Regions from separate parts of the Homo sapiens genome. Here region 1 is linked to region 2. Evidence: read pairs that join two places in POLR2A ChIA-PET (ENCODE). Cell type or tissue: MCF 10A. All regions are shown on one strand. Each heading gives the region's core, and the rest is flanking DNA. Links, peaks and the distances in the headings are about the cores only. Region 1 overlaps FHIP1A (FHF complex subunit HOOK interacting protein 1A). Region 2 overlaps FHIP1A (FHF complex subunit HOOK interacting protein 1A).

Region 1 (2,807 bases), core at 152-2,651, 120 kb after region 2:
ACAAGTATACTGATGAAATATGTGTGTGAAAAGGAAATTGTTTATTTTGATGAAGTTGAATTAATTGGAAAGACTAAAGGCAACTTGCCATAAGATATTGGTGTCAAATTGGATGTGGAAGAGAGAACTCTAAATGATTGGCAAAGATGTTTAAAATATGGAAGGATTCTGCACTGAATTGATTCATACTGAGGTTCTTCTCAACTTCAAGTAACCTAAATGGGAAGTTAGGTTTATGCAAGAAAGACAACTTTGACCTTCAATCAGCAGACCTGTACTTAAAGAAATAGCCTTGGCCTATGTGAAAATGCTGGCAAATAAATTTGCTTTTTTAAGTTTCATGATTAAATATTTAAGATAGGAACATATGTGTCATTTTTTAAAATGATTATGTACCTTAAATGGTATTTTCTCTTAATCTACAAACCATCATCCCAGTTGCAATAGAGTTTCTGTAGTTCCATCCCACAGAGCTATATTGCTAATAAAATAGAGTAGTTGACCAAGACTAGCCTGCAGCCAACTTGGGAAGAGGATCTCTTTTTACAGAAAACAGTGCTTTCAAAAGCGGACTATCCAGAAATACCTCATATATTTTTTTAAGTTTGATCCTTTCACTTTATACCTTAGTTCTACCTAGTTTTAGCTTTTCAAATACTTAAATATAAGTAAGTATACATTTCATAAAATGGTAAAATCGACATTTTATCTTCCTGTGAAAAATTTCTCATTAAGTGGTGCTTATTCAATATAAAGTGATTCATTTTTAAGCTCAAAGGTGTTCAGAATACTCTACAGCAGTAAAATTGGGTATAATAAACTATCCTTACTTCAGACATGAACTGATAAAGAGTTTCTTATATAAAATCCTAGTGGTAAAAATAAGTTTAGAAAATAAAAAATATTAACAGTCAGCTTATATGGCCAAATCTTTGTTCTGCTCCCATTGTATTTTCTGGGTGTGTTTTGCTCTCCTGAGTCAGGCAGCTGCTTTGCTGCTTAGGTTATTCCCAGACTTCTCAGGGCTCCAGGAGCATGAGCTTCTATGGCTTCCTGGTCCAATGTTCCCCCGAGGCAGTGATGTTGAAGGTAGAACAGACAAGACAACTTGGATAAACAACTACATAAAAATTTTCCTTATCTTGACTTTGGCTCCAGTCCATGAGTGAGACACAGTAGAATAATATCCTCGTGCTTTTTGAGTATGTACGTACCTCCTAAAGCTAACCAGTGAGTCATCAGCAGACTACTTGATGAAGCTAGTGTTGTTACTTTTCTCTAGGGTGTTCATCTCTTCCCATTAAGGACTTTTTTTAAGATATGCTACACTAGTTTTTAGACCCTCTCTTGCATTAGTAACAAAAAGACTAGAGATCATTGTTTATTACCTGTGATGGTAAGTACCCAGGAATATTTGTTGAATGAATGAACTGGTTTGCCAGTCTCAACAGACTTGTATTTGCTAATAACCCTGAGTGAAGAGGGACATTATCAGTTAGGTTAATAAAGCATTAAGTTGAGAGTGGGAATGTTAATGCAGGCATAATGGAGTAAAATTGCCTGGCCTGAGCTGGTAATTGGAGTTTAGCCACTGCATATACATTTTTACAGTCCTTTATGTTTCTTTCTCTTTTCCATCACGAGAGCTCATTCTTTTGAGACTCATGTCTGTGTCATCAACATCCAATAATATTCATTAAGCTCCTGCATGCCAAGTACTGCTGGGTTTCGTCCCTTTTAATGAGTGTGACGTTTAAGTTGAAGGATAGGCTTTTATGCAACACTGCTTTGTCCTGGAAGGAGTAATCTGTGAGTACACATGATTTTGGCACACTGTTTTCCTCAGTTCAGTGAGCTAATTAGATCAATCACATATTTTTGTTGGCAAGCTCTGGCTGCTTCTTTAAAACAAGGGGTAAATCAGTGTGCCTTTATGCTGGGAGATGTTATCAGACCTGGGCTCTGTCGGTAGTAGCCATTAGTGGGTTCTTTTATCTTGATTTTGTAAATAGTTGCTCCTTTACACAATAGATGTTCATGCTCCATGATTCCTTGCTAATTACACTTTTGTCACTTACTACAGTACGCCTTTTCGGTCATCAAGCATTGCTTATGCAGAGTACAATTGAGACAGCCAAGTAAAAAGGGGTCCCTGGAGAATCTCTGACTGGCCTGTGCACTGGGAGGATGGGTTGGAGCCTTGGGAAGTTCACACCATTTGCAGTGGGGAGGAGCCTGGCCTCTCCTTTCCTGTTAAGAGGAACCTCTCTCACTTTGTTGAGAGGTTTTCTTTTTTTTCTTTTTTGCCCAGTAAATTCTGTTCCCCTTCACCCTTCAAAGTGTGTGTGTGGCTAACTTTTCCTGGTTGTGTGACGAGAACCCAGTTTTTTCTACAACACAGTGTTGTGTGTGTGGTGCTCTGTTTTGTGCTGCTCTTGGTTAGGTTTTTAAACAATGCTTTAAAAATAAGTAATTGCACAAAACAACATTTAAGGAAATCAAAATACATGGAAACTTTTTTTGTCCAGCCCTTGGTGGAATGTGACTTGTCCCCTCCACATCCCCTGCTTTTTTTTATTCCCAGTATTAAGTATTTGTAAGCTCTCTTAATTTTCCCTTCAAAGTTGTTTTGATTTGTCCCACTCTATATTCTCTTTGCTATCACCTGGCTTAGTCCCTCATCACTGTACTACCTGCTTTACCTGCAGTATTCTCTCTCTCTCTCAACAGCCTCGTTTGCCTCATGCCAACTTATCCCATGTTTATCTGCCAGACTCATTTCCTTACATCCCTCTTTTGTCCTACAA
Region 2 (2,807 bases), core at 144-2,643:
GCCCAAGAGATTCCCCTGTCTTGGCCTCCCAAAGTGCTAGTGTTACCAGTGGAGGGTGTGCAGGTTCTTGGTGCTTTGAACAAAGAATTGGACTAAATGCACAAACAAAGCAAGGAAAGAATGAAGCAACAAAGGCAGAGATTTATTGAAAGCGAAAGCACACTTCACAGGGTGGGAGCAGGCCCGAGCAAGCAGCTCATGGGCCTGGTTTCAGAATTTTCTGGGGTTTCAATGCCCTCTAGAGGCTTCCCATTGGTTACTTGATATACACCCTATGTAAATGAAGTAGTGGCCCAAGATCTGTCTGATTGGTTGCAGAAAGCGACCAAGCACCAAGCAGAGGCTAAAGTGAAGTTACAGAGTTACACCCTATGCAAACATCTGATTGGTTGTGGAAAGTGACCAATCAGAGGCTGAAGTGAAGTTACAAAATTATATTTCTATGCAAAGGAAGACTTGGCTTGTGACCAGCCTGATTGGTTTTGGGAGGGGACCAATCCGAGGTACTTTCAGATTTTTATCTGTCATGCGGAACAAGGAGATGGGGGTTGCAAAGGGAATAGCCTCTGGTCCTTTTGTTACTTGGGTGTGGAAAGTTGGGGTTTTCCTTTTGATTTAGTTCTAGGAAGTCAGCATGAATCAGCCTTAGGTTCCCTGCCTCCAGACCCTGTTCTTCTGCCTCAGTAGGATTACAGGTGTGAACCACCACACCTGACCATGTATTAGTCTTGATTATTGCTTATTCTCTAACACTAAGTCACTATTTGATAAGTTGAATTTTTAAATCTCTCTAATTTGTGTATACTACAAAACATTTGTACTTTTGGCTTATTTTAAGCAAGATGTTGTAGTTTAACTGCTTGTAAAAAATCTGCCAGGCCCAATGGCTCATGCCTGTAATCCTGGGCATTTTGGCAGGCAGAGGTAGGAAGATTGCTTGAGGCCAGAAGTTTGACACCAGCCTGGGAGACATAGTGAGACCCGTCTTAACAGCAATAACAACAAAAAATTAGGCGGTATGGTGTCTCACCCCAGGAGTCCCAGCTACTTGGGAGGCTGAGGCAGGAGGATCACTTCAGCTCAGGAGTTTGAGGCTGCAGTGACACAGGATGATGTCACTGCATTCCAGCCTTGGTGACAGAGTAGGAACCTATCTCTAAAAAAAAAAAAAAAAAAAAAAACAAGAGAAACTCTGACAACATGAATTCATTGACTTTGATCTGTTTCAGGAAACACCAACTGACTTGATATTTACCTACTGATTAAACTTAATGGTTAATGTTAATTTCTTATCAGCTTGATTAAGTTTGACCTCTGAATTTTCTCCTTATACTTCTTCACAGTGTTTAGGACCTTGCATGTCCTATTTGAAAAGTACACCCTGGAGTTGCTATAGATAGTAAGAACCAGCTTGCAACAATTGGAGAGTGTTTTTTTTGTCCTTAAAGTAATTCTGCCTCTTGATTATGTCTTAGGATTGGTTTCACAGAGAAGTGGTCATTCCTTCACAGTGAATCACAAAATGAGTAGTTTTGACAGGATTTCCTGACTCAGTCTGGCTAACTCAACCTGCTGTTCTGAGTTTCTGTCAATATTGGCATGCCAGGAGCAAACTCTTGACTTGGTTGTCTTGGGTATACAGATAATTCCTAAATCCATACCCTCATTGCTGACCTTTGGACCATAGGCTTGTTTCTAACCAGTTCCTGCTGGATAGGTCTATGTTTAGATCCTGACATCAAAGTAAACCATAAGGAGTTGAGAGTAACTCTGCATCTTAATTGCCTACCAGAGCACCTTATATTGAATAGAATCCTATAAATGTTTGTTGTTAATGATCTGCCTCTTATTATTATATGGCCAATTATAATATTTTTCATTTTGTTTCTCTTTCCAGTTTTTCTTGCTCTAATCTATTTTCATTCCATAGTCAATTGATTTTCCAAACTATAGCTGTGCTCATGTCACCTATCATGGTCTCTGTTGCCTACTGGGTAATGACTCAACTCAAGGCGTGATGGTTAATTAATTTTATGTATCAACTTGCCTGGGCCACAGGGTGTCCAGGTATTTAGTTAAACATTCTGGGTATGTCTGTGAGAGGATTTCTGGATGAGATTAACATTAGAATTGGTAAACTCAGTAAAGCAGACTGCCCTCCCCAGTGTGGATGGGTCTTATTCAGTCTATTGAAGGCTTCAGTAGTACAAAAAGACTGAGTAAGGGAGAATTCACTCTCCTCTCTCTCTCTCTGTTTGACTGTTTTCAACCTGGGACATTGGTCTTCTCCTGCCTTCAGATTCAGACTCAAACTATAACTTATGTTATTGTCTCTCTTGGGTCTCCAGCTTGCTGACTGCAGATCTTGAGACTTCTTGGCCTCTATAATTGCGTAAGCCACTTCCTTATAATAAGTCTCTTTATAAACACACACATACATCTCCTACTGGTTCTGTTTCTCTGGAGAACCATTGGCTGATTCTCAGGGCATTTATGATCTGGTGCTCTGTGCAAATCCTTTGCTTTGACTGCCATGCTGGTCTGTTCCTCATTCTTTTTTTTTTTTTTTTTTTTTTTTTTTTTTTTTTATTATACTCTAAGTTTTAGGGTACATGTGCACATTGTGCAGGCTAGTTACATATGTATACATGTGCCATGCTGGTGCGCTGCACCCACTAATGTGTCATCTAGCATTAGGTATATCTCCCAATGCTATCCCTCCCCCCTCCCCCGACCCCACCACAGTCCCCAGAGTGTGATATTCCCCTTCCTGTGTCCATGTGATCTCATTGTTCAATTCCCACCTA

Evidence for each region. Peaks named below come from ENCODE experiments on the same cell type or tissue, not always from the same donor. Only the 100,000 strongest peaks of a DNase experiment are listed, where the experiment ranks them.
Region 1: POLR2A ChIA-PET joins it to region 2 with 14 read pairs; 2 of 35 experiments call an interaction of 5 or more read pairs at or near these places.

Annotation. Positions count from the first base shown.
Region 1 is chr4:151,539,798-151,542,604 of GRCh38, forward strand. The region is part of intron 3 of FHIP1A (FHF complex subunit HOOK interacting protein 1A); the gene reads left to right. Among named protein-coding and RNA genes, the nearest start is that of FHIP1A, 130 kb to the left of the region's middle. In MCF 10A, for the core only: no CTCF peak of the experiment used is centred there; DNase peaks (open chromatin) are centred at 1,124 and 1,764.
Region 2 is chr4:151,417,015-151,419,821 of GRCh38, forward strand. The region is part of intron 1 of FHIP1A (FHF complex subunit HOOK interacting protein 1A); the gene reads left to right. Among named protein-coding and RNA genes, the nearest start is that of FHIP1A, 9.2 kb to the left of the region's middle. In MCF 10A, for the core only: no CTCF peak of the experiment used is centred there; DNase peaks (open chromatin) are centred at 347 and 1,527.